Regions from separate parts of the Homo sapiens genome. Here region 1 is linked to region 2. Evidence: chromatin loops called from intact Hi-C (ENCODE). Cell type or tissue: breast epithelium. All regions are shown on one strand.

Evidence for each region. Hi-C counts contacts between places; a loop is a spot of excess contacts. Peaks named below come from ENCODE experiments on the same cell type or tissue, not always from the same donor. Only the 100,000 strongest peaks of a DNase experiment are listed, where the experiment ranks them.
Region 1: it touches region 2 in a loop (29-fold over the local background); 2 of 110 quality-filtered maps call a loop at or near these places.

What each region holds. Positions count from the first base shown.
Region 1 is chr1:45,516,162-45,518,661 of GRCh38, forward strand. All of the region lies in intron 2 of PRDX1 (peroxiredoxin 1), which reads right to left. Among named protein-coding and RNA genes, the nearest start is that of PRDX1, 4.5 kb to the right of the region's middle. In breast epithelium, no CTCF peak of the experiment used is centred here; no DNase peak of the experiment used is centred here.
Region 2 is chr1:43,973,783-43,976,282 of GRCh38, forward strand. ATP6V0B (ATPase H+ transporting V0 subunit b) reads left to right here and starts at 1,178. Exons shown (of 8, transcript NM_004047.5): 1 at 1,178-1,325; 2 at 2,018-2,066; 3 at 2,308-2,391. The coding sequence starts at 1,259. It overlaps LOC124904167 (a long non-coding RNA gene), which reads right to left and starts at 1,083. Exons shown (of 2, transcript XR_007066053.1): 1 at 661-1,083; 2 at 1-105. RefSeq lists enhancers at 331-1,164, 747-866, 917-966, 1,165-1,997 and silencers at 1,217-1,266, 1,667-1,716. In breast epithelium, a CTCF peak has its summit at 1,303; DNase peaks (open chromatin) are centred at 1,109 and 1,679; H3K4me3 peaks cover 2,189 bases; H3K27ac peaks cover 2,098 bases.

The sequences.
Region 1 (2,500 bases), 1.5 Mb after region 2:
CAATGCTTAACAATACCCAGAGAAAGCTGAATTGCAGTACTCCTCTGCTGTAGAGATAAGACACCAATAAGAAGTCACAGCCTTTGCACTTCTCCCGTGATGAACCATAGTAATGGAACAAGCATGGTTTAAGTGATCACATGTGTTCCTAACGTGCCTGACAGGACAGGAAAAATTTTAAGCCAGGCACAGTGGTGCGTGTCTGTAGTCCCAGCTACTTGGGAGGCTGAGGTGGGAGGATCCCTTGACCCCAGGAGTTTGAGGCCAGCCTGGGCAACACAGCAAGACTGTCTCAAAACAACAGAAATATATATATACATATACACAGAGAGAGAGAGAGAAAGAGGGAGACAGAGAGAGACAGAAAAGACAAAAGTACTAGTGAGTAACAGAACTTCTAGCTGCAATTTTAATGAAGTCACTGGGATTAACCACTGAAATAACAGATCTTCAAACTGGCCAGGCAGCCTTCTCGCCACACCCACCAGGCTTAAATACTAGAACAATTCCAAATATTCACTCATTTCCAGGTAGCAGCAATGTTTGAAAAGTCAAACAGGCTGGGTGTGGTGGCATGGTGGCTGACGTCTGTAATCCCAGCAGTTTGGGAGGCAGTTTGGGAGGCCGAGGCGGGTGGATCACCTGAGGTCAGGAGTTCAAGACCAGGCTGACCAACATGGTAAAACATGTCTCTACTAAAAATACAAAAATTAGCTGGGTGTGACAGCGGGGGCCTGAAATCTCAGCTACTGGGGAGGCTGAGCCAGGAGAATCACTTGAACCGGGGAGATGGAGGTCGCAGTGACCTGAGATCATGCCACTGCACTACAGCCTGTGCGACAAGATCAAAATTCCACCTCAAAAAAAAAAAAAAAAAGCCAAACAAGCAGCCCTTTTTGACATTTACCACTTTGCAGTATCACTGGAAACTAACTCATCTAAACAACCCTTCCAGCTTTGCCTAACAAGCACTTTGGGGCCTCAGCAGGTCAAGCTCTGGAGGGCAGAGAACAGCTCCTCCTAGACCTCCTGCTTATACCCCTGGGCCCAGGTCACCTCCCTATGGTGCAACTTACCTTGTTTGCTGGGAGAAGCCCCAAGAACAAAGTGTGATTATGTCAGGAAACCTAGTCAAATGTTCTACCAAAAACTAACTCCAGGGACTAATGCTACACCACTGAGAAAAGGACACTTGACACCTGAGTTTCAGGTTAGCATTCTAAGGAATCTATATCCTCAACTGTCCCAGGAGATCGAGCTGCTCTGGAACTACAAGGTAAAGAAAGGAGGAGCCTCAACAGAACTTGCCAAGTGTCTGCATGAAACTATGACAACAGAGGCCGGGCGCAGTGGCTCACGCCTGTAATCCCAGAACTTTGGGAGGCCAAGGCAGGCGGATCACAAGGTCAGGAGATCGAGACCATCCTGGCAAACATGGTGAAACCCCGTCTCTACTAAAAATACAAAAAAATTAGCCAAGCATGGTTGCGGGCGCCTGTAGTCCCAGCTACTCAAGAGGCTGAGGCCTGAGAATGGCATGAACCCAGAAGGCGGAGCTTGCAGTGAGCTGAGATCGCACCACTGCACTCTAGCCTGGGCGACAAAGCGAGACTCCGTCTCAAAAAAAAAAAAAAAAAAAAAAACTATGACAACAGAAAGGAGAGTTGTTCCATCTGTAATATCAACTCTCCTCCGGGGTCAAAACAGGCAAGGGAAAGTGCCTAGCCCTCAGCCTAATATTAACAGCTGTGATATATACGTGACCCAAACAAACTGAACGAGCAGTGTCACAGCTCCAGAGATTTGAGTGAGCTCTGAGACTTTAAATGTAGAATGTCTCTTATAACAAGAGATAATGAGTATTTCTCCAATAATAAAATAGAGGAGGGCCAGAGGCAGTGGCTCACACCTGTTATCCCAGCACTTTGAAAGGCTAGGGCAGGCAGAGGGCTTGAGCCCAGGAGTTGGAGACCAGCCTGGGCAACATGGCGCCCAGCTCTACAAAAAGTACAAAAATTAAGCCAGGCGTGGTGGCTCATGCCTGTAATCCCAGCATTTTGGGACGCCGAGGTGGGCGGATCATCTGAGGTCAGGAGTTCGAGACCAGCCTGACCACCATGGAGAAACCCCGTCTCTACTAAAAATACAAAAAAAAATTAGCCAGGCATGATGGCGCATGCCTGTAATCCCAGCTACTCGGGAGGCTGAGGCAGGAGAATTGCTTGAACCTGGGCAGTGGAGGTTGTGGTGAGCCGAGATCACGCCATTGCACTCTAGCCTGGGCAACAAGAGCAAAACTCCATCTCAAAAAAAAAAAAAAAAAAAAAAAGTACAAAAATTAGCCAGGCATGGCAGCATGCCCCTACAGTCCCAGCTACTTGGGAGGCTGAGGTAGGAGGACCACCTGAGCCCAGAGAGGTAGAGGCTGCAGTGAGCCATGACTGCGCCACTGCACTCCAGCCTGGGTGACAGAATGAGACCCTGTCTCAAAAATAAAAAT
Region 2 (2,500 bases):
AATCTGGTCACAGTGGCATTGTCGAGGGTATTGAAGGTGAACAAAGGAGATGTGGTCCCTGCCCTCAGGGAATGCCTAGTCTAATGGTGGAGGCAGAGCTGTAAGCTAACAAGGTAACCCAGACAAAGTGGGCATCAGTCATGTGTTCTACAAATATGTACTGAGGACACACTCTGTGCCAGGTACTGGAAATACAGCAGTGAGCGACACAAAAGCCATGGTGCTTCCACTCTTCCAGGGGAGTTGGACAAATAAAATACTTAGTATGCCAAATGGTGATCAGTAAGTACCGTGAGAAATGTAAAGCTGGGAAGCAGAGGAGCGTTTAAGTGGGGTGGAATATTAAACAGAATGGTCAGAGAAGGCCTTTTCAAGAAGGTGAGCAAAAACTGAAAGGAAGTTACAGGATGAGCCGCATGTATAGTTAGGAGAAGCAGAGAGAGCAAGTGCAAGGGCAGTGAGGTCGCGGTATGGTTGGCACGTTCAAAGAAATAGCAAGGAGGGCAGTGCAGCCAGAGGAGGGAGTTAGTGGGGGAATATTAGAAGGTGAAGTCAGCTGAGGGGCGTGGGGAGCCTAGCAGGCTATTGTGAGAACTTTGGCTTTTCTCCTGAATGAAATGGGAGCCATCAGGGCATTTCGACAGGGTAGTGACATCTTACTGAAGCTTAATAAGCATCACCAGGACATCGCGGGAGCCCAGCAAACGCGCTTCCCTGCCACTGGGTTAGGGAAGGCTTGCCGGAAGGACGATTTCGGAGGACAGCAGGTGTTAGCCAGGCAGCGGAGCGAGCGCCAACAGGCGCACTGGGGCGGAGAGACGCCGTGAGCAAGGTGAGGCAGAGGGCACGCGCGGCGCCACCCGCCACAGGCTAGGACGCACGGCTGCCAGAGAGGACGCCTTAGGGGCCCGCGAGCAGGCTCGGGAATAAAACAGGGCTGGCAGGGCGAGGTGGAGAGACTCGAGAAGGACCGGCCAGATGTCGAAGTTCCTAGAGAGGAGGGCGCCCAAGCCTCCGCCGAGACGCGTGACTACAACTACCACAATCCCCAGCGCCTGCGGTTCCAGCGTCGCCTTGCTCTAGACGGGCGGCGGCGCTGCGCGGGGAACCGGCGTGGGGTCACGTGGTACCGGCGCATCACGTGGGCGAGTTAGGTGACGCTGCGGGGCGGGCGGACAGACTGCGGGACGGACGGTGGACGCTGGGACGCGTTTGTAGCTCCGGCCCCGCCGTTCCGACCCCCGCCGCCGTCGCCGCCATGACGGGGCTAGCACTGCTCTACTCCGGGGTCTTCGTGGCCTTCTGGGCCTGCGCGCTGGCCGTGGGTGAGGCCGGGTCCTGGCGGGCGGGAGCAGCATCGCGGCCGAGCTGGCCGGGTCGGAACTCGGCGGGGAAGTGGCCTGCGGGGAATACTGGCCCCCCGCGCGCTCTGCACCCGAGGCTCTGGGGACTTGCGCCTGCGAGGGCCTCTGACTCCGACAAAGGAGACCCGGATTTCCAGCTGCTTGAGGAGGGGTGCGGGCGGGTAGGGGCCGCGAGGGCAGCACTCCCCCGTCCTGCCACTATCGCTGTCTCCCCTCGCTCCCACGTCTCACTGCTGTCCCCCCTTTCTTGCTCCTGACCGGCCCGCTCGGTCACAAGCCGGCTGCTCCGGTTCCTCTTTTCCCAGTCGCTTTGCCCTCCCCCACCCACAGCTTGTTGGGTAAACAGCGGAACGGACTGGGCCGGCGGGATCTGGCTGGAGCGCTTGCTCCCTCGGTCCCGCCTCGGATTCGGGCTTGCGGGTGGCGACCCTGCCTGCGCAGGTGCTTGGTCTGGGAGGTGGTTTTAGCGAGGGAATGGCAGAAAATGGAGGCCTAAGCAGAGGAATCTGTCTACACAGCTGTACTGTCACCTGGGGGCAGCCTGAGGACGCCCCTTCAGGGAGGTGGCCCTTCAGCTCGGCAGCTACTTTAGGTTGAAGAACTTCTCTCTACCGAGCAGCCCGTAACCCCCTTTTTCTCCCTCACTGCTGCAGGAGTCTGCTACACCATTTTTGATTTGGGCTTCCGCTTTGATGTGGCATGGTAAGGGAGGGCAGGGGGAGGATTCCCCTTGAAGCTTCTTCCCTGCAGCCTCTCTTCTTTTCTCTGGTCTGAGTCCCTCCCCCACACCACTGCCTGCCTGGGACATGGACCTTTGGGAAATACGCGGTCAGTTGTTGCCTGTAGAACTGGTGGTGGGGTTGAAGGGGGTTTGAGGGGTTAAGATTTTGTGCTCCGCTTCCCTGCTAGAGCTGAACTGCTTTCTTCTCTGCTTCCACAACAGGTTCCTGACGGAGACTTCGCCCTTCATGTGGTCCAACCTGGGCATTGGCCTAGCTATCTCCCTGTCTGTGGTTGGGGCAGCCTGGTGAGTATTGGGGTGGTGGGACTGGGGGCAGGGGCTGAGTCATGGCAGGTGGTGTCACTGGGGTCTTAGGCATGCTGAGGGCAGTGACAGCTTGGGCTCTGCTCATCAG